Linked DNA regions of Homo sapiens: region 2 is linked to region 1. The links are chromatin loops, found by intact Hi-C in ENCODE. Cell type or tissue: heart left ventricle. All regions are shown on one strand. Each heading gives the region's core, and the rest is flanking DNA. Links, peaks and the distances in the headings are about the cores only. Region 1 holds the start of CYP4A22 (cytochrome P450 family 4 subfamily A member 22). Region 2 holds the start of CYP4A11 (cytochrome P450 family 4 subfamily A member 11).

Region 1 (11,828 bases), core at 1-8,000:
GCCTTGAGGCAATGTTTCTTCTATCTTACAGCCCTATTATCCTTTGGCCTTTATCAGATGGTATGAACATCCAGGGTCCACCTGTGCTAGGAATTAGGCATCTGTTCCTGAGACTTTGTTTGGTCTGGACAGGAATTAGAGTTTGGTCAGGGACTGACTCTTCCTTTGTGTGGCGGTGAGCCTTCACGCTGCCCCACCTGCCCCTCAGGTATGTGCACTCCACTTGATAAGAACAAGGGCCCTGCAGCTGGAGGGTTGTCACTGACCTGTCCACCTGGATGCTGCCCTGATGGCTGAAGGCACTCTTCATGATGGTGTCCAGGGTCATCAAGGAGACGTGCTGAAAGACCTCCAGAGGGGAATCCTGGCCAAGGAGCTCTTCCCATTTGTCCTGTGGTGGGAGGGGGCATGGACCTTCTTAATCTCCAAGAAGTGCTTTGCTAATAAGGCCTGGCTTTTTCATGTACCTGCAGATATCTTGTTTTTTCCTGTAGCTTGCAGATATCTTGGTTGGGATTCTTCACTTTACAGAGCAGATGCATTGTAGAAACTGGGACTGTAAAGCCAGTGTTGGTAAACTGACACCTAATTCTCACACACTTTTAATACAACATTCAACAGATCCTCTCACAATAGCATGGATTAAGTATTGAATTTTGAGATTCAGTTAGGACATATGCTTGTGAAAATTTTGTTGTTATTGTTGTTCTGGGATAAATAATGGGGGACTCTTCAGTGTTCTGAGAGCTGAGCTAGTTCTGAGGGACTAGTAGGACACCAACTTTAGGGCAGAAAGTTTCAGTGCCAAAGATAGCTTAAGGGGCTAGTATGGGCACTGTGTTGTAGAGAAAACAGGGACTTCAATTCTTTTCCATTCATCAAAATGTGCTGGGCACAGTTGGGTGAGAAATCAGAGTCCTGACTGGAGATGATGCTATCTATGGAAGGTATTGCTCTGAGAACATAGACCTGGTGTTCATTTCCTTCCCAGGGTGGCTTAAATCCATGCAGAAACCTGGGGCCCCAGGCCAGAGCCTGGGTGGGTGACATCTTGGCCTGTCCATGCTGCCACTGAAGCTGCCATTGCCCAGGCCAGCCAGCATAGGAAGTCCTACTGTCCAACAAGATTGCATATGCCTCCAGTCCCTTGTGCTGAGGTTCCAAAGTGGGAGGAGAAGGGCCTTGTGTTCACCATGAATCTCTATTCCTATGGTGGGGAACAAAGTGTGGATATGACCTGATGCCTGGGTGTTCTCCTACCTTATACAACTCTGGGGAACCCTCTACTCTCACAGCAATGACCTGAGAGTGTTGTTCCATGTGTCTATGTCTATGGCTGCCTGTGGGACACAGGGTTGAGAGTGGAGTTGGTGAGAGTGTGTGCTGTGAGTGGGTGTGGGGAGAGGAGAGAGACATGGACTCACCAGCATCACTCGTACAGAGTCTGCCATGAGCCCCACGTATGGCTTCAGGATGTCATTGTGGAAGGCTGGGGTCAGCATCCGTCGATGCTGGAACCATGTCTGCCCATTCAACAGGAGCAAGCCGTACCCTAAGGTAGACACGAATATGTGTATGTGTGTGTATCAGAGGCTGCACGGACCTAGGGATGACTGGTGACAATTTGGGAGGGAGAAAGGTGGCTTCCTGGGGGAAGAACTATCCAGAAGAAGCCACATCATGGGCAAATGCAGGAAAAGGAGGTATATTTCAGGCATGTGAATTTTCTAATTGAGCTGCTACATCCATGTGATTATGACAGCTGTGAGATAAAGGTTGAAAAGGGTTGTGGGCAGATGTAAAATAAATGTGAAGCCAAGGATGTCTGGAGAGAACTGAGACATGAAATGGAAGAAGCTGAGCCTCAGGAAGGTTTGCACCAGCATTAGGAAGGGGTGAGGGTCTTGTTAGAAGAGGGAAATGAGGCTTGATTTGGGGATGAGGTCATGATAGTGGTGGCCTCTAATCTGTTGTTCTCTGTGAGCCAAATAAATAACTCAAACCTAACTAGGGAGTGGGCTGCAGTCCTAGTTTGCACACATACCAATCCGTGGAGCCAGGAATTTGTAGGATCCATGGGATTTCGGGTCTGAAAAGTAAGAAAGGGCTTTATAGGAAACTAGGAGTTACTAAGAAGGCAGTCTCAGAGGCAGCATCAGTTCTTGGTGTCTGTCAGTTGGCAGTTTGACCCATGTCACCTCCCACTTGACTCCCATCCACTTCTATTTCTGTCCTGAAGGTCAATGTGGGCTCAGGAAGACAGACTCAGTGTTCCAGCAGGAAAACACCCAGAGGGCTAGGAAGGTGAATTGGTGAGATACATAGGCTAGGTCTTCAATGACAATGAATAATACAGAGCCATGGGTTTTTCTACATTGATGTTTTCCTAGTCACCTCCTGACCAGGACAGGCAACAATTAGAGCTTCGAAACCCAAGTCAATGTGGGTATGAAATTTGTTTTACAGATCTGGGGCAATTTACGTTTCAGAAAACCTCAATTTTCTTAATAGAGAAATAGAAAAAAGAATAGAAAATTCAGCCCCACATATTGTTTTAAACATTCAGTATTCAGTAAATATTTTTGACTACAGCCTGGGCATGGTGGGCTTGGTGGATGCGTGGGAGAGGTTTCAGATATTGATGTTTGAACAGCCACTCTCTTCTGGAATTTTACAGACCCAGGGGCATGTGTCAAGAGGGAAGAGAAATTGCAGTTGGGATGGGGGTTCGATCTCACCTGATCTCCCCAGAATCACCTTCATATAGTCAGGGTCATAGAGCTGGACACGAACTTTGCCTCCCCATATCCAATAAGGACAGGCACTTGGGAATGTCTTCACCCGTTCCTGAATCCGTTGTAGCTCCTGGTCGTGTTGGAACTGTCAACGAGGGTAGACAGATGAACACTTTCATTTACTTCTAGTCTTTGCAGCAGGAGTGAAGGGCAGGACAACTACAGGAGCCATGTAGCACGGGTTAGGGATTTAGATCTGTTTCTGATGACCTGAGCTGTGATCCAGATTCTTTGTATCTCCCCAGGACTTGACCTTAGGCCAAGCGCTATGAGCCCTCACTCAATGCTGCCAGCAGAAATTTAAGTCAGCCATTGTCTTCATGTTGTGTAACATCTCTGGAAGTCATAAATACAACAATTTCCTTGGGCAATGTGCATAACTCGTATTACTTGATGAGCAGATTTGTAAAATCATTTGGTATATCTAGAGAATAAAATGAATTAATGTGAACATTTTAAATTACACAATAATTTTATATAATCATACTTGTTATATTTTCAATATTGTCCCAGAATATATGGTAAATATTTGTTGAGATAAAATAGCATTTGGGATGTGTATGGCTAAGCAAAAAAAGATTAACTATAAAATTGTGTGCATAATAGTATTCTACATGTTGAATATGTACAGATTTATGGGATGGAGTCTGAGTATATGCATATGGTGCTGGTGTTGGACTATAATTTTGAGATTTGGGTTTCTTATTCTCATTTTCACTTATCAATGAATTATGAGCTCCCTGCTGCCTGCAGTCATCTTTCTAAACTCTTCGATGTGGATCACAAAGCCCTTGGCTTTCTGGCTTCAACTTCTCTTTTCTTGCCTCCAGCCCTGCTGGCAATTCCACCATCACCCGTTTGTTTCAGCTCCAACGCCGATGCCACCACTGCTGCTGATTCACACACCAGCTACACCTGCTCACTCTTCTGGGCCCTGGCACTTGCTCTTTTCTCTACCTTGAATGCCCTTCCATCTGCCACAGAGCAGCCACCTCTCCTCAGCTTTCAAGACTCAGCTTTGCTTTAATCTCATCTGGAACCCTCAAAGACATTGGGTCCTAGTGATGTTCCATGTAGCCAACTCTTCTTTATTTCAACTGCTTCTAGTAACTCAAAGCAACTGTCTACCACATAAGTATCTAATGTCTGCCCACCTCCTTCTGATAATCATATTGTCCAGCTCTGAGGCAGCTTGCCCTACTGTGGGGTAGGCTCCTTCATTCAGCCCATGCTTACTGCACACATACTATGTGCCCAGTGTGGCTCAGGCACTGCGTTAGGACACAGCTGTGGTCCTTATCTGTGTGGAATTTTCAGTCTAGTTGGGGGGTAAGGAAGATTAGAGGCTGTGCAGTAGGGGATAATGGACATGAGATGGAATGAAGGACAAGCATCTGGGGAAGCTTTGAAGAGGGACCTAACTCAGAACTGAACATTAGAAAGCTCTTCCTCACTCACTGAGTCATCATTTACTGAGGGACTATTAGGTTACAAACATAAATCAGAGATGGTCTCTCCCAGAAGAATCCCACACTTATGACACTGCAGAACAGTAACTAAGTCAAGTTAACACTGCTCTGGCCTCTTGAGGATAGCCCATAGAAAAAAGAGTCGGCCCTTCACTTCTGGGAGACCCAGGAGGCCTTCTTGAAGAAGGTAGCTTGGTGCTGGGCCTTGACCGATAGATATGAGTGAGAAAATAATTCCAGGTAGCAAGCACATTGTGATCAGAGGCCTAGAGGTTGAAATGCAGAGGCAGGTAGTGAGGTAGTGAGTAACATATGGTAAAAGAGGAGAATGGGAAAGAAGGTGGAGTGGTATTGGGACCAGTCCATATAGGGCTAGAACTTTGTCAGGTCCCCACATTGGTTCTGCTCTGCTGAGAACTATGTTGCCTCCTTTGCTGAGAAACAATAGGCCTCAGCTCCCTGCAACCCCTATCTCTACTTAAGTGTGTTCAATTCATAGCACCTTGGTGAGTCCCTCTCCATGCAGCCGTTTACCTTGCTCTGTTCCTACCCGCCCCTCTCCCCATGCAGGGATAGCAGTGCACAGGGGATGGGCTGTGTCCCTCCTCAGCCCTCTTGCTGCTCCTTTCTCTTCTTCCTCTGTTCCTCTACACCTGGTGTGTCCAATCTTTTGGCTTTCCTAGGCCACATTGGAAGAAAAATAATTATCTTGGGCCGTGCATAAAATACACGAACACTAATGATAGCTGATGAGCTCAAAAAAATTGCAAAATAATCTCATAATGTTTTAAGAAAGTTTACGAATTTGTGTCGGGCCACATTCAAAGCCATCCTGAGCTACATGCAGCCCCATGGGGCATGGGTTGGACAAGCTTGCTCTATTCACCTGAGCTGACCATCAAGCTGTGCCAGGATTTTGCTGATTGCCGGGGCACAGGAAGGGGATGACATGCTCACCTCCAGGGAGCTCACAGTCTGGGTGCGTGGGAGGAGAGCCAGGAGGTCAATACACCCTGTTCAATGTGCAACTCAAACACCAGTCTCCTCACTTGGAGGACATTGTGCAGGCTGCCCCCTTCATGTGTACCCACAATTGTCAGGTTTTCAGGTCCTAAATCACCTGTTGTGGAAATTCCGTGAGCCTTGGGGAAACTTACTTAGCCAGTTGGTCCCCTACACCAGCAGATCTCTGCCTCAGATATCCACCCCAGCAGAGTGAGCTCTTTTCCTGCAGTCTGACACCTTCTCAAATTCCTGCCTGTATTCTTCACAGACCATGAACTCCTCATGGCACAGAGTCCTCAGATGGGTGTCTGTGCTCCCAGGCAAATGCAGGGCCAGGCAGAGACAATGGCATTGAGTGACTGGACAGGGAGCATCTAGAAGCCTTGTTCTTTGAGAAAAGCCAAGGCTTATGGGGTAATCAGTCTGGAGACAATCAGGCATTGCCCTCCATGTGCAGGACTGCCAAGACACACTTGATATCTGCAGAAGGAGGGCATGTGTGATAGAGCTGAGGACCAGCAGGATGGGCTTCATGGGAGGAGTGAGCTCCTCATGACTGGGACAAGCTGAAACCAGAGAGGTAGGCTGGGTGTTCCTATGAGGCCTCACGTTTGTTACAAAACAAGGCTTTGCTCTATGGATTTTGTGACCAGGGTCTCAGAGCCGCATCCCTCCTTGCCCTCCCACTCCCCCACTGAGTTCCTCCCTACCTCCTGGATGTGCCCGAAGAGCCAGTGGGAGGGAGGGCACGGGAACTGCTGGAGGGCTTTGAGCAGCCACTGCCTATGCAGGTAGAGCTGAGCTGCCTTGATCAGCAGCAGAAGCAGAATGAGCAGGGAGGTCACTTGGAGGATCCCGGAGACACCACCCAGGCGTCTGCTGGGGCTCAGGACAGAGACACTCATGGTGCAGCACCTGCTGGATCTCTGAGTGCCCCTTCCTCTCTCTGACCACCCCTGTCCACCTGTGCTTAAGTCATGGGAGGATTGTCCCGCCCACTTGTGGGGAGAGTGAAGGGGGAGGGCAGAACTTGGACCTCAGAGTTCAGAATCGATTGACTTTGGATGATCCACCTAGGGGAACAGTGGGAGAACAGCTTCATCAGCTGTCTACCACATTCCCCTGTCCATGTACCTCACAAATATTTAATGAGCATTTACTGTGTGCCAGGCAGTATGCTAGGGGTGTGGGCACCGCTGCGAGGAAAACAGACTTGAATGCTGACCTCAAGGAATTTGCATTCTGCTTTACTACATTGCAATAATGTTCATTCAGTAGCACTTTTTTTTTGTTATGTGTTCAAAGAAAATTCTCAACATGATATGTATATTTAAACTTAACATTAACCAAGCCCTGAATCATTACTTTTGTCTTATTGCAATCTAATTTTATTTACCATAAAAACCACTTCCATCTATATATTGAGTGAGGAGTGGGAATTATGTCTTTCTATTAACTGGATGATGATATGGACAAACAGATGCTAACATGGCAGCTGTTCAAGTACTTTATTTTATTCCATTGGGGAGACTGGTCTCATAATATCCATAGCATGATTTTTTTCTCAATTCATATACATGACAATTTAAAAAAATTCTACATCATGTTAGTTATGACTTTTTCCCCCATTGATAGGTCTACCTTCTCTACCAGAGAAAGTCCTAGAGCAATTTTAGTCCTACTTCAGTCTAGTACTATAGCCACAGCAGGAGCCTGTTTACCAATTCTCTTTCATCCTACAATAGTATGTAATTATACAATCAGAACTTTGCAGTCTGTTTAGGAGCCCTGACTAAGGACAATCTGTACTAAACAGAAATTAATATTTAAAAAATGATTTCTTTGTCAACCTCAAGTAAAGTAGGTTAAATAGTAACTATTGCTATGAATTAACCCTCCCTGGCATTTTTACATGCATATCTGTGCATGAGCATTGTTTTTGTTCCTCTTTTTATAATTTCAACTTTTATTTTAGATTCAGGTACGTATGCAGGTTTTTTACACTGGTATATTGTGTGATGCTGAAGGTTTGGATACAAATGATTCTGCCACTCAGGTAGTGAGTATGGTATATATTAGTCAAATTTCCAATGGTTACTCATATCTGTACCTACCCCTCTAGTAGTCCCCAGTGTCTATCATTCCCATATTTATGTCCATAAGTATCCAACATGTAGTTCCCACTTATAAGTGAGAACATGTGGTATTTGGTTTTCTGTTGCTGTGTTAATTTGCTTAGGATTATTGCCTCCCAATTCATCCATTTGCTGCAAAGAACATGATTTCATTATTTTTTTTTTACAGCTGCCTAGTATTCCACTGTGTATATGTATCACATTTTCTTTATCCAGTCCACCATTGATGGGCACCAAGGTTGATGCCATGTCTTTGCTATTGCGAATAGTGCTGTGATGAATGTATGAGTAGAGGTGTCTTTTTGGTAGAGCAACTTATTTTCTTTTGGATAGATAGCTAACATTGGGATTGCTGGGTCAAATAGTACTTCTATTTTAAGTTCTTTGAGAAATCTCCAAACTGCTTTCCACAGTGGCGGAACTAATTTACATTTCCACAAACAATGTATACACATGATTTTTTTTTTTCTGCAGCTTAGCCAGCATACGTTGCTTTGAAACTTTTTAATAATAGCCATTCTGACTTGTGTGAGATGTGGTTTTCATTCACATTTCTGTTGATTAGTGATGTCGAGCATTTTTTTCAATATTTGTTGGCTGCTCATATGTCTTCTTTAGAGAAGTGTCTGTGTCTTTAATGGGGTTGTTTGTTTTTTGCTTGTATTGGAAGTTCTGGACAGGTAAGAGAAAGAAATAAAGGGTATTCAAATAGGAAAACAGAAGTCAAATTGTCCCTGTTTGCAGATGACATGATTGTATATTTAGAAAACCCCATCGTCTCAGTCCAAAATCTCCTTAAGCTGATAAGCAACTTCAGCAAAGTCTCATGATACAAAATCAACATGCAAAAATTACAAGCATTCCTACACACCAATAAGAGACAAACAGAAGCCAAATCATGAGTGAACTCCCACTCACAATTGCTACAAAGAAAATAAAATACCTAGGAATACCACTTACAAGGGATGCGAAGGACCTCTACAAGGAGAACTACAAAACACTGCTCAACAAAATAAAAGAGGACACAAACAAATGGAAAAAAATTCCATGCTCATGGATAGGAAGAATCAATATAGTAAAAATGGCCATACTGCCCAAAATAATTTATAGATTCAGTGCTATTCCCATCAAGGTACCATTGACTTTCTTCACAGAATTAGAAAAACTTCTTTAAATTTCATATGGAACAAAAAAGAGCCCGCATTGCCAAGACAATCCTAAGCCAAAAGAACAAAGCTGGAGGCATCATGCTACGTGACTTCAAACTATACTACAAGTCTACAGTAACCAAAACAGCATGGTACTGGTACCAAAACAGATATACAGACCAAAGAAACAGAACAGAGGCCTCGGAAATAACACCACATATCTACAATTATCTGATCTTTGACAAACCTGACAAAAACAAGCAATGGGGAAAGGATTTCCTATTTAATATATGGTGCTGGGAAAACTGGCTAGCCATATGCAGAAAACTGAAACTGGAACCCCTTCCTTACACCTTATACAAAAATTAACTCAAGATGGATTAAAAACTTAAGATGTAAAACCATAAAAAGCCTGGAAGAAAACCTCAGCAATACCATTCAGAACATAAGCATGGGCAAGGACTTCATGTCCAAAACATCAAAAGCAATGGCAACAAAAGCCAAAATTGACAAATGGAATCTAATTAAACTAAAGAACTTCTGCAGAGCAAAAGAAACTGTCATCAGAGTGAGCAGGCAACCTACAGAATGGGAGAAAATTTTTGCGATCTATCCATCTGACAAAGGGCTAATATCGCGAATCTACAAAGAACCGAAACAAAATTCACAAGAAAAAAACAACCCCATCAAAAAGTGTGCAAAGGATATGAAACGACACTTCTCAAAAGAAGACATTTATGTAGCCAAAAAACAGAGCAAAAAAAGCTCATCATCACTGGTCATTAGAGAAATGCAAATCAAAACCGCAATGAGATACCATCTCATGCCAGTTAAAATGGCAATCATTAAAAAGTCTGGAAACCACAGATGCTGGAGAGGATGTGGAGAAATAGGAATGCTTTTATGAAGGGGTGGCCTGCCCCTCCACACCTGTGGGTATTTCTAGTCGGGTGGGACAAGAGACTGAGAAAAGAAATAAGACACAGAGGCAAAGTATAGAGAAACAACAGTGGGCCCAGGAGACCGGCACTCAGCACACCAAGGACCTGCACAAGCACCAGTCTCTGAGTTCCCTCAGTTTTTATTGATTATTATTTTCAATATTTCAGCAAAAAGGAATGTAGTAGGAGAGCAGGGTGATAATAAGGAGAAGGTCAGCAAAAAACATGTGAGCAAAACAATCTATATCATAATTAAGTTCAAGGGAAGGTACTATGCTTGGATGTGCACGTAGGCCAGATTTATGTTTCTCTCCACCCAAACATCTCAGCGGAATAAAGAATAATAAGGCAGCATTACTGCAAACATGTCTCGCCTCCCACCATAGGGCGGTTTTTCTCCTATCTCAGAATTGAACAAATGTACAATCGGGTTTTATACCAAGACATTCAGTTCCCGGGGCAGGCAGGAGACAGTGGCTTTCCTCTATCTCAACTGCAAGAGGCTTTCCTCTTTTACTAATCCACCTCAGCACAGACTCTTTACGGGTGTTGGGCTGGGGGACAGTCAGGTCTTTCTCATCCCACGAGGCCATATTTCAGACTGTCACATAGGGAGAAACCTTGGGCAATACCCAGCTTTCAAGGGCAGAGGTCCCTGTGGCTTTCCGCAGTGCATTGTGCCCCTGGTTTGTTGAGACTAGAGACTGGTGATGACTTTTACCAAGTATACTGCTTGTAAACATTTTTTTAACAAGGCACGTCCTACACAGCCTTAGATCCCTTAAACCTTAATTTCATACAGCACATGTTTTTATGAGCTCCAGGTTGGGTCAAAGTGGCTGGGGCAAAGTGGTTGGGGCAAAGCTACAAATTAACAACATCTCAGCAAAGCAATTGTTTAAAGTACAGGTCTTTTTCAAAATGGAGTCTCTTATGTCTTTCCTTTCTACATAGCCACAGTAACAGTCTGATCTCTCTTTCTTTTCCCTATACTTTTACACTGTTGGAGGGAGTGCAAATTAATTCAACCATTGTGGAAGGCAGTGTGGCAATTCCTCAAGGATCTAGAACCAGAAATACCATTTGACCCAGCAATCCCATTACTGGGTATATACCCAAGGGATTATAAATCATTCTACTATAAAGACACATGCACACGTATGTTCATTGTGGCACTGTTCACAATAGAAGAGATTTGGAGCCAACCCAAATGCCCATCAATGATAGATTGGAAAAAGAAAATGTGGCACATATACACCATGGAACACTATACAGCCATAAAAAAGGATGACGTCACGTCCTTTGCAGGGACATGGATGAAGCTGGAAACCATCATTCTCAGCAAACTAACACAAGAACAGAAAACCAAACACCACATGTTCTCACTCATAAGTGGGAGTGGAACAATGAGAACACATGGACACAGGGAGGGGAACATCACACATGGGGACCTGTCTGGGATGGTGGGTTAGGGGAAGGATAGCATTAGGAGAAATACCTAATGTAGATGACAGGTTGATGGGTGCAGCAAACCACCATGGCACATCTATACCAATGTAACAAACCTGCACGTTCTGCACATGTATCTCAGAACTTAAAGTATAATAAAAAAATGAATTGTTTAATTTCTTTAGGGATTCTGGATATTAGACCTTTGTCAGATGCATAGTTTGCGAATATTTTCTCCCATTCTGTAGGTTGTCTGTTTACTTTGTTTATAGTTTCTTTTGCTGTGCAGAAGCACTTTAATTAAGTCCCACTTGTGAATTTTTACTTTTTTGCAATTGCTTTTGAGAACTTAGTTATAAATTCTTTCTCAAGGCTGATGTAAATCATCATGTTTCCTAGGTTTTCATCTAGGATTCTTATAGTTTCAGGTCTTACATTTAAACCTTTAATCCATCATTTTTTTTTTTTTCGATCTTGGCTCACTGCAAGCTCAGCCTCCTGGGTTCATGCCATTCTCCTGCCTCACCCTCCTGAGTAGCTGGGACTACAGGCGCCCACCACCATGCCCAGCTAATTTTTTGTATTTTTAGTAGAGACGGGGTTTCACCATATTAGCCAGGATGGTCTCGATCTCCTGACCTCGCTATCTGTCCTCCTCGGCTTCCCAAAGTGCTGGGATTGCAAGCATGAGCCATCGTGCCCAGCCCCTTTAATCCATCTTAAGTTAATTTTTATATGGTGAAAAGTCAGGGTCCAGTTGCATTCTTTTGCATATGGTCACCCAGTTTTCCCAGTACAATTTATTGTATAGGGAGTCCTTTTCCCATTGCTTATTTTTGTTGACTTTGTTGAGGATCAGATGGCTGTAGGTGCATGGCTTTATTTC
Region 2 (11,828 bases), core at 1,394-9,393, 200 kb after region 1:
TGTTAAAGTACTAGGTTATCAGTTCTAAGGCCCTGGCAAGGGTGGTGGGGAACGGGTCCCACATAACTGCCCATGTGGAGAGCTGTATGCCTAAATTGGGAGGGACACCAGGTATAAGACTCCCTGGGTTCATAGCCTAGGGGCCTGAGGATGCAGCATAGAGCTTCCTTAGATCCCTTTGGAGATACAACCTGCTCTAATACTTGGGAGAGGAAGTGAAAGCCTGAAGCATTAGTATCTAGGAGGCAGGGATCAGAGGAAGTCGATTCAGAAGTAAGGAGGATTTTGGGGCTACACTTTCAGGAAAGTCGTAGTCAGGACCCAGGAGGTATGGATCAGTAGGAAAGGTAGGGGCACACGCATCGGCCTGTTGTGGGGTGGGGGGAGGGTGGTGGGATAGCATTAGGAGATATACTTAATGTAAATGATGAGTTAATGGGTGAAGCACTCCAACATGGCACATGTATACATATGTAACACACCTGCGAGTTGTGCACATGTATCCTAGAACTTAACGTATAATATAAAAAAAAAAGAATGAAATCATGTCCTCTTCAGCAACATGGATACAGCTGGAAGCCATTACCCTAAGCCGATTAACACAGTAACAGAAAGCCAAATACTGCATGTTATCACTTATAACTGGGACCTAAACATTGGATACACATAGACACAAAGATGGGAATGGCAGACACTGAGGACTCCAAAAAGGGATGTGATGGAGGGAGGGGGAAAGGATGGAAAAGCTACCTATTAGGTACTGTGTTCACTACCTGGGCTAGGAGCCCAAACTTCAGCATCATGCGATATACTCATGTAACAAACCTGCACATGTACCCTCTGAATCAAAAATTTAACAAATAATATTTTACAAAAAGAGAAAAAAAGAAATAAAGCCATGCACCTACAGCCATCTGATCCTCAACAATGTTGACAAAAATAAGCAATGGGAAAAGGACTCCCTATACAATAAATAGTACTGGGAAAACTGGGTGACCATATGCAAAAGAATGCAACTGGACCCTGACTTTTCACCATATAACAATTAAGTTAAGATGGATTAAAGGGGCCGGGCACGGTGGCTCACGCTTGTAATCCCAGCACTTTGGGAGGCCGAGGTGGGCAGATCACGAGGTTAGAAGGTCGAGACCATCCTGGCTAATATGGTGAAACCCCATCTCTACTAAAAATACAAAAAATTAGCTGGGCGTGGTGGTGGGCACCTGTAGTCCCAGCTACTCAGGAGGGTGAGGCAGGAGAATGGCATGAACCTGGGAGGCTGAGCTTGCAGTGAGCCAACATCAAAAAAAAAAAAAAAAAAAGACAAGATCGATTAAAGGTTTAAATGTAAGACCTGAAACTATAAGAATCCTAGATGAAAACCTAGGAAACATGATGATTTACATCAGCCTTGAGAAAGAATTTATAACTAAGTCCTCAAAAGCAATTGCAAAAAAGTAAAAATTCACAAGTGGGACTTAATTAAACTGCTTCTGTACAGCAAAAGAAACTTGAGCAAAGTAAACAGACAACCTACAGAATGGAAGAAAATATTCATAAACTATGCATCTGACAAAGGTCTAATATCCAGAATCCCTAAAGAAATTAAACAATTCATTTTTTTATTATACTTCAAGTTCGGAGATACATGTGCAGAAAGTGCAGGTTTGTTACATTGGTATACATGTGCCATGGTGGTTTGCTGCACCCATCAACCCGTCATCTACATTAGGTATTTCTCCTAATGCTATCCCTCCCCTAACCCCCCATGCCAGATAGGTCCCTGTGTGTGATGTTCCCCTCCCTGTGTCCATGTGTTCTCATTGTTCCACTCCCACTTATGAGTGAGAACAAGTGGTGTTTGGTTTTCTGTTCTTGTGTTAGTTTGCTGAGAATGATGGTTTCCAGCTTCATCCATGTCCCTGCAAAGGACATGACCTCATCCTCTTTTATGGCTGTATAGTGTTCCATGGTGTATACGTGCCACAGTTTCTTTATCTAATCTATCATTGATGGGCATTTGGGTTGGCTCCAAGTCTTCTATTGTGAACAGTGCTGCAATGAACATACATGTGCATGTGTCTTTATAGTAGAATGATTTATAATCCTTTGGGTATATACCCAGTAATGGGATTGCTGGGTCAAATGGTATTTCTGGTTCTAGACCTTCGAGGAATTGCCACACTGCCTTCCACAATGGTTGAATTAATTTGCACTCCCACCAACAGTGTAAAAGCATTCCTATTTCTCCACATCCTCTCCAGCATCTGTGGTTTCCTGACTTTTTAATGATTGCCATTCTAACTGGCATGAGATGGTATCTCATTGCGGTTTTGGTTTGCATTTCTCTAATGACCAGTGATGATGAGCTTTTTTTGCTGTTTTTTTGGCTGCATAAATGTCTTCTTTTGAGAAGTGTCTGTGCATATCCTTTGCCCACTTTTTGATGGGGTTGTTTTTTTCTTGTGAATTTGTTTAGGTTCTTTGTAGATTCTCGATATTAGCCCTTTGTCAGATGGATAGATCGCAAAAATTTTCTCCCATTCTGTAGGTTGCCTTTTCACTCTGATGATAGTTTCTTTTGCTCTGCAGAAACTCTTTAGCTTAATCAGATTCCATTTGTCAACTTTGGCTTTTGTTGCCATTGCTTTTGACGTTTTGGACATGAAGTCCTTGCCCCTGCCTATGTCCTGAATGGTATTGCCTAGGTTTTCTTCCAGGCTTTTTATGGTTTTACATCTTAAGTTTAAGTTTTTAATCCATCTTGAAATAATTTTTGTGTAAGGTTTAAGGAAGGGTCCAGTTTCAGTTTTCTGCATATGGCTAGCCAGTTTTCCCAACACCATATATTAAATAGGGAACCCTTTCCCCATTGCTTGTTTTTGTCAGGTTTATCAAAGATCAGATAATTGTAGATAAGTGGTGTTATTTCTGAGGCCTCTGTTCTGTTCCATTGGTCTGTATATCTGTTTTGGTACCAGCACCATGCTGTTTTGGGTACTGTAGCCTTGTAGTGTAGTTTGAAGTCAGGTAGCATGATGCCTCCAGCTTTGTTCTTTCTGCTTAGGATTGCCTTGGCAATGGGGGCTCTTTTTTTATTCCATATGAAATTTAAAGTAGTTTTTTCTAATTCTGTGAAGAAAGTCAATGGTAGCTTGATGGGAATAGCATTGAATCTATAAATTACTTTGGGCAGTACGGCCATTTTTACTATATTGTTTCTTCCTATCCATGAGCATGGAATTTTTTTCCATTTCTTTGTGTCCTCTTTCATTTTGTTGAGCAGTGGCTTGTAGTTCTCCTTGTAGAGGTCCTTCACATCCCTTGTAAGCAGTATTCCTAGGTATTTTATTTTCTTTGTAGCAATTGTGAATGGGAGTTCACTCATGATTTGGCTTTCTGTTTCTCTATTATTGGTGTGTAGGAATGCTTGTGATTTTTGCACATTGATTTTGTATCCTGAGACTTTGCTGAAGTTGCTTATCAGCTTAGGGAGATTTTGGACTGAGATGATGGGGTTTTCTAAATATACAGTCATGTCATCTGCAAACAGAGACAATTTGACTTCCTCTCTTCCTATTTGAATACCCTTTACTTCTTTCTCTTACCTGGCCAGAACTTCCAATACAAGCGAAAAACAAACAACCCCATTAAAGACACAGACACTTCTCTAAAGAAGACATATGAGCAGCCAAAAAATATTTTTAAAAATGCTCAACATCACTAATGAGAAATGTGAATCAAAACCACATCTCACACAAGTCAGAATGGCTATTATTAAAAAGTTTCAAAGCAACATATGCTGGCTAAGCTGCAGAAAAAAAACATAATGTGTATACATTGTTTGTGGAAATGTAAATTAGTTCCGCCACTGTGGAAAGCAGTTTGGAGATTTCTCAAAGAACTTAAAATAGAACTACTATTTGACCCAGCAATCCCAATATTAGCTATATATCAAAAAGAAAATAAGTTGCTCTACCAAAAAGACACCTCTACTCATACATTCATCACAGCACTATTCGCAATAGCAAAGACATGGCATCAACCTTGGTGCCCATCAATGGTGGACTGGATAAAGAAAATGTGATACATATACACAGTGGAATACTAGACAGCTATAAAAAAATAAAGAAATCATGTTCTTTGCAGCAACATGGATGAATTGGGAGGCAATAATCCTAAGCAAATTAACACAGCAACAGAAAACCAAATACCGCATGTTCTCACTTATAAGTGGGAACTACATTTTGGATACTTATGGACATAAATATGGGAACAATAGACACTGGGGACTACTAAAGGGGTAGGTACAGATATGAGTAAGCATTGGAAATTTGACTAATATATACCATACTCACTACCTGAGTGGCAGAATCATTTGTATCCAAACCCTCAGCATCACACAATACACCAGTGTAAAAAACCTGCATACGTACCTGAATCTAAAATAAAAGTTGAAATTATAAAAAGAGGAAAAAAAGAATGCTCATGCACAGATATGCATGTAAAAATGCCAGGGAGGGTTAATTCATAGCAACAGTTGCTATTTAACCTACTTTACTTGAGGTTGGCAAAGCAATCATTTTTTAAATATTAATTTCTGTTTAGTACAGATTGTCCTTGGTCAGGACTCCTAAACAGAGTGCAAAGTTCTGATTGTGTAATTACATACTATTGTAGGGTGAAAGAGAATTGGTAAACAGGCTCCTGCTGTGACTATAGTACTAGACTGAAGTAGGACTAAAATTGCTCTAGGACTTACTCTGGTAGAAAAGGTAGACCTATCAATAGGGGAAAAAGTCATACCTAACATGATGTAGAATTTTTTTAAATTGTCATGTATATGAATTGAGAAAAAAAATCATGCTATGCATATTATGAGACCAGTTTCCCCAATGGAATAAAATAAAGTACTTGAACAGCTGCTATATTAGCATCTGTTTGTCCATATCATCATCCAGTTACTAGAAAGACATAATTCCCACTCTTCACTCAATATATAGATGGAAGTGGTTTTTATGGTAAATAAAATTAGATTTGCAATAAGACAAAAGTAATGATTCAGGGCTTGGTTAATGTTAAGTTTAAATGTACATATCATGTTGAGAATTTTCTTTGAACACATAACAAAAAAAAAGTGCTACTGAATGAACATTATTGCAATGTAGTAAAGCAGAATGCAAATTCCTTGAGGTCAGCATTCAAGTCTGTTTTCCTCGCAGCGGTGCCCACACACCTAGCATACTGCCTGGCACACAGTAAATGCTCATTAAATATTTGTGAGGTACATGGACAGGGGAATGTGGTAGACAGCTGATGAAGCTTTTCTCCCACTGTTGCCCTAGGTGGATCATCCATAGTCAATTGATTCTGAACTCTGAGGTCCAAGTTCTGCCCTCCTCCTTCACTCTCCCCACAAGTGGGCGGGACAATCCTCCCTGGATTTGAGCACAGGGGGACGGGGGTGGTCAGAGAGAGGTAGGGGCACTCAGAGATCCAGCAGGTGCTGCACCATGAGTGTCTCTGTGCTGAGCCCCAGCAGACTCCTGGGTGATGTCTCTGGAATCCTCCAAGCGGCCTCCCTGCTCATTCTGCTTCTGCTGCTGATCAAGGCAGTTCAGCTCTACCTGCACAGGCAGTGGCTGCTCAAAGCCCTCCAGCAGTTCCCGTGCCCTCCCTCCCACTGGCTCTTCGGGCACATCCAGGAGGTAGGGAGGAACTCAATGGGGGAGTGGGAGGGCAAAGAGGGATGGGGCTCTGAGACCCTGGTCACAAAATCCATAGAGCAAAGCCTTGTTTTGTAACAAATGTGAGGACTCAAAGGAACACCCAGCCTACCTCTCTGGTCTCAGCTTTTCCCAGTCATGAGGAGCTCACTTCTCCCATGAAGCCCATCCTGCTGGTCCTCAGCTCTATCACCCGTGCCCTCCTTCTGCAGATATCAAGTGTGTCTTGGCAGTCCTGCATGTGGAGGGCAATGCCTGATTGTCTCCAGACTGATTACCCCATAAGCCTTGGCTTTCATCAAAGAACAAGGCTTCTAGATGCTCTCTGCCCAGTCACTCAATGCCATCACTCTGCCTGGCCCTGTGTTTGCCAGGGAGCACAGACACCCATCTGAGGAATCCATGCCATGAGGAGTTTATGGTCTGTGAAGAATACAGGCAGGAATTTGAGAAGGTGTCAGACTGCAGGAAAGGAGCTCACTCTGCTGGGGTGGATATCTGAGGCAGAGATCTGCTGGTATAGGGGACCAACTGGCTAAGTAAGTTTCCCCAAGACTCACGGAATTTCCACAACAGGTGATTTAGGATCTGAAAACCTGACAATTATGGGTACACATGAGGGGGGCAGCCTGCACAATGTTCTCCAGGTGAGGAGACTGGTGTTTGAGTTGCACATTGAACAGGGTGTGTTGACCTCCTGGCTCTCCTCCCACACACCCGGACTGTGAGCTCCCTGGCGGTGAGCATGTCATCCCCTTCCTGTGCCCCGGCAATCAGCAAAATCCTGGCACAGCTTGATGATCAGCTCAGGTGTGTAGAGCAAGCTTGTCCAACCCACGCCCCATGGGGCTGCATGTAGCTCAGGATGGCTTTGAATGTGGCCCAACACAAATTCGTAAACTTTCTTAAAACGTTATGAGATTATTTTGCAATTTTTTTGAGTTCATCAGCTATCATTAGTGTTAGTGTATTTTATGCATGGCTCAAGACAATTATTTTTCTTCCAATGTGGCCTAGGAAAGCCAAAAGATTGGACACACCAGGTGTAGAGGAACAGAGGAAGAAGAGAAAGGAGCAGCAAGAGGGCTGAGGAGGGACACAGCCCATCCCCTGTGCACTGCTATCCCTACAAGGGGAGGGGGGCGGGTAGGAACAGAGCAGGTAAACGGCTGCATGGAGAGGGACTCACCAAGGTGCTATGAATTGAACACACTTAAGTAGAGATAGGGGTTGCAGGGAACTGAGGCCTATTGTTTCTCAGCAAAGGAGGCAACATAGTTCTCAGCAGAGCAGAACAAATGTGGGGACCTGCCAAAGTTCTAACCCTATATGGACTGGTCCCAATACCACTCTGCCTTCTTTCCCATTCTCCTCTTTTACCATATGTTACTCACTACCTCACTACCTGCCTCTGCATTTCAACCTTTAGGTCTCTGATCACACTATGCTTGCTACCTGGAATTATCTTCTCACGCATATCTATCTGTCAAGGCCCAGCACCAAGCTACCTCCTTCAAGAAGGCCTCCTGGGTCTCCCAGTAGTGAAGGGCTGACTCTTTTTTCCATGAGCTATCCTTCTCAAGAGGCCAGAGCAGTGTTAACTTGACTCAGTTATTGTTCTGCAGTGTCATAAGTGTGGGATTCTTCTGGGAGAGACCATCTCTGATTTATGTTTGTAACCCAATAGTCCCTCAGTAAATGATGACTCAGTGAGTGAGGAAGAGCTTTCTAATGTTCAGTTCTGAGTTAGGTCCCTCTTCAAAGCTTCCCCAGATGCTTGTCCTTCATTCCATATCATGTCCATTATCCCCTACTGCACAGCCTCTAATCTTTCTTACCCCCCAACTAGACTGAAAATTCCACACAGATAAGGACCACAGCTGTATCCTAACGCAGTGCCTGAGCCACACTGGGCACATAGTATGTGTGCAGTAAGCATGGGCTGAATGAAGGAGCCTACCCCACAGTAGGGCAAGCTGCCTCAGAGCTGGACAATATGATTATCAGAAGGAGATGGGCAGATATTCGATACCTATGTGGTAGACAGTTGCTTTGATTTACTAGAAGCAGTTGAAATAAAGAAGAGTTGGCTACATGGAACATCACTAGGACCCAATGTCTTTGAGGGTTCCAGATGAGATTAAAGCAAAGCTGAGTCTTGAAAGCTGAGGAGAGGTGGCTGCTCTGTGGCAGAGGGGAAGGGCATTCAAGGTAGAGAAAAGAGCAAGTGCCAGGGCCCAGAAGAGTGAGCAGGTGTAGCTGGTGTGCGATTCAGCAGCAGTGGTGGCATCGGCATTGGAGCTGAAACAAACGGGTGATGGTGGAATTGCCAGCAGGGCTGGAGGCAAGAAAAGAGAAGTTGAAGCCAGAAAGCCAAGGGCTTTGTGATCCACATCGAAGAGTTTAGAAAGATGACTGCAGGCAGCAGGGAGCTCATAATTCGTTGATAAGTGAAAATGAGAATAAGAAACCCAAATCTCAAAATTATTGTCCAACACCAGCACCATATGCATATACTCAGACTCCATCCCATAAATCTGTACATATTCAACATGTAGAATACTATTATGCACACAATTTTATAGTTAATCTTTTTTTGCTTACCAATACACATCCCAAATGCTATTTTATCTTAACAAATATTTACCGTATATGCTGGGATAATATTGAAAATATAACAAGTATGATTATATAAAGGCATTGTGTAATTTAAAATGTTTACATTAATTCATTTTATTCTCTAGATATACTAAATGATTTTACAAATCTACTTATCAACTAATATGAGTTATACACATTGCCCATGGAAATTGTTGTATTTATGACTTCCAGAGATGTTACACAACATGAAGACAATGGCTGACTTAAATTTCTGCTGGCAGCATTGAGCGAGGGCTCATAGCGCTTGGCCTAAGGTCAAGTCCTGGGGAGAGAGCAAGAATCTGGATCACAGCTCAGGTCATCAGAAACAGATCTAAATCCCTAACCTGCGCTACATGGCTCCTGTAGTTGTCCTGCCCTTCACTCCTGCTGCAAAGACTAGAAGTAAATGAAAGTGTTCATCTGTCTACCCTTGTTGACAGCTCCAACAGGACCAGGAGCTACAACGGATTCAGAAATGGGTGGAGACATTCCCAAGTGCCTGTCCTCATTGGCTATGGGGAGGCAAAGTTCGTGTCCAGCTCTATGACCCTGACTATATGAAGGTGATTCTGGGGAGATCAGGTGAGATCGAACCCCCATCCCAACTGCAATGTGTCTTCCCTCTTGACACATGCTCCTGGGTCTGTAAAATTCCAGAAGAGAGTGGCTGTTCAAACATCAATATCTGAAACCTCTCCCACGCATCCACCAAGCCCACCATGCCCAGGCTATAGTCAAAAATAGTTACTGAACTCCGAATGTTTAAAACAATATGTGGGGCTGAATTTTCTATTCTTTTTTCTATTTCTCTATTAAGAAAATTGAGGTTTTCTGAAATGTAAATTGTCCCAGATCTGTAAAACAAATTTCATACCCACATTGACCTGGGTTTCAAAGCTCTAATTGTTGCCTGTCTTGGTCAGGAGGTGACTAGGAAATCATCAATGTAGAAAAACCCATGGCTCTATGTTATTCATTGTCATTGAAGACCTAGCCTATGTTTCTCACCAATTCACCTTCCTAACCCTCTGGATGTTTTCCTGCTGGAACACTGAGTCTGTCTTCCTGAGCCCACACTGACCTTCAGGACAGAAATAGAAGTGGATGGGAGTCAAGTGGGAGGTGACATGGGTCAAACTGCCAACTGACAGACACCAAGAATTGATGCAGCCTCTAAGACTGCCTTCTTAGTAACTCCTAGTTTCCTATAAAGCCCTTTCTTGCCTTTCAGACCCGAAATCCCATGGTTCCTACAGATTCCTGGCTCCATGGATTGGTATGTGTGCAAACTAGGACTGCAGCCCACTCCCTAGTCAGGTTTGAGTTATTTATTTGGCTCACAGAGAACAACAGATTAGAGGCCACCACTATCATGACCTTATCCCCAAATCAAGCCTCACTTCCTTCTTCTAACAAGACCCTCACCCCTTCCTAATGCTGGTACAAACCTTCCTGAGGCTCAGCTTCTTCTATTTCATGTCTCAGTTCTCTCCAGACATCCTTGGCCTCACATTTATTTTACATCTGCCCACAACCCTTTTCAACTTTTATCTCACAGCTGTCATAATCACATGCATGTAGCAGCTCAATCAGAATATTCACATGCCTGAAATATACCTCCTTTTCCTGCATTTGCCCATGACGTGGCTTCTTCTGGATAGTTCTCCCCTTGAGAAGCCACCTTTCTCCCTCCCAAATTGTCACCAGTCATCCCTAGCTCCTTGCAGCCCCTGACACACACACACACACACACACACACACAAACACACATTCATGTCTCTCTTAGGGTACGGCTTGCTCCTGTTGAATGGGCAGACATGGTTCCAGCATCGACGGATGCTGACCCCAGCCTTCCACTATGACATCCTGAAGCCCTATGTGGGGCTCATGGCAGACTCTGTACGAGTGATGCTGGTGAGTCCATGTCTCTCTCCTCTCCCCACACCCACTCACAGCACACACTCTCACCAACTCCACTCTCAACCCTGTGTCCCACAGGCAGACATAGACATAGACACATGGAACAACACTCTCAGGTCATTGCTGTGAGAGTAGAGGGTTCCCCAGAGTTGTATAAGGTAGGAGAACACCCAGGCATCAGGTCATATCCACGCTTTGTTCCCCACCATAGGAATAGAGATTCATGGTGAATGCAAGGCCCTTCTCCTCCCACTTTGGAACCTTCAGCACAAGGGACTGGAGGAGTATGCAATCTTGCTGGACAGTAGGACTTCCTATGCTGGCTGGCCTGGGCAATGGCAGCTTCAGTGGCAGCATGGACAGGCCAAGATGTCACCCACCCAGGCTCTGGCCTGGGGCCCCGGGTTTCTGCATGGATTTAAGCCACCCTGGGAAGGAAATGAACACCAGGTCTATGTTCTCAGAGCAATACCTTCCATAGATAGCATCATCTCCAGTCAGGACTCTGATTTCTCACCCAACTGTGCCCAGCACATTTTGATGAATGGAAAAGAATTGAAGTCCCTGTTTTCTCTACAACAGAGTGCCCATTCCGGCCCCTCAAGCTATCTTTGGCACTGAAACTTTCCTACTAGTCCCTCAGAACTAGCTCAGCTCTCAGAACACTGAAGAGTCCCCCATTATTTATCCCAGAACAACAATAGCAATACAATTTTCACAACCATATGTCCTAACTGAATCTCAAAATTCAATACTTAATCCATGCTATTGTGAGAGGATCTGTTGAATGTTGTATTAAAAGTGTGTGAGAATTAGGCGTCAGTTTACCAACACTGGCTTTACAGTCTCAGTTTCTACAATGCATCTGCTCTGTAAAGTGAGGAATCCCAACCAAGATATCTGCATGCTACAGGAAAAAACAGGATATCTGCAGGTACATGAAAAAGCCAGGCCTTATTAGCAAAGCACTTCTTGGAGATTAAGAAGGTCCATGCCCCCTCCCACCACAGGACAAATGGGAAGAGCTCCTTGGCCAGGATTCCCCTCTGGAGGTCTTTCAGCACGTCTCCTTGATGACCCTGGACACCATCATGAAGTGTGCCTTCAGCCATCAGGGCAGCATCCAGGTGGACAGGTCAGTGACAACCCTCCAGCTGCAGGGCCCTTGTTCTTATCAAGTGGAGTGCACATACCTGAGGGGCAGGTGGGGCAGCGTGAAGGCTCACCGCCACACAAAGGAAGAGTCAGTCCCTGACCAAACTCTAATTCCAGTCCAGACCAAACAAAGTCTCAGGAACAGATGCCTAATTCCTAGCACAGGTGGACCCTGGATGTTCATACCATCTGATAAAGGCCAAAGGATAATAGGGCTGTAAGATAGAAGAAACATTGCCTCAAGGCTGCTTGTCCCCATTATCCGAGGCTGCCTCCTCTCAGACCCCATTCTACTTCCGGGTAATGGGCCCACCCCTACTGCAGTCCCTTCTTCATACTCTCCCTCAGGAATTCTCAGTCCTACATACAGGCCATTAGTGACCT

What was found. Hi-C counts contacts between places; a loop is a spot of excess contacts. Peaks named below come from ENCODE experiments on the same cell type or tissue, not always from the same donor. Only the 100,000 strongest peaks of a DNase experiment are listed, where the experiment ranks them.
Region 2: a loop joins it to region 1, with 19 times the contacts of the local background. A loop is called at or near these places in 4 of 110 quality-filtered maps.

The regions. Positions count from the first base shown.
Region 1 is chr1:47,131,832-47,143,659 of GRCh38, reverse strand. It overlaps CYP4A22 (cytochrome P450 family 4 subfamily A member 22), which reads right to left and starts at 6,219. Exons shown (of 12, transcript NM_001010969.4): 1 at 5,980-6,219; 2 at 2,739-2,880; 3 at 2,045-2,089; 4 at 1,425-1,552; 5 at 267-391. The coding sequence starts at 6,174. The region is part of intron 5 of CYP4A22-AS1 (CYP4A22 antisense RNA 1); the gene reads left to right. In heart left ventricle, for the core only: no CTCF peak of the experiment used is centred there; no DNase peak of the experiment used is centred there.
Region 2 is chr1:46,935,119-46,946,946 of GRCh38, reverse strand. It overlaps CYP4A11 (cytochrome P450 family 4 subfamily A member 11), which reads left to right and starts at 5,471. Exons shown (of 12, transcript NM_000778.4): 1 at 5,471-5,708; 2 at 8,810-8,951; 3 at 9,601-9,645; 4 at 10,156-10,283; 5 at 11,300-11,424; 6 at 11,793-11,828. The coding sequence starts at 5,514. In heart left ventricle, for the core only: no CTCF peak of the experiment used is centred there; no DNase peak of the experiment used is centred there.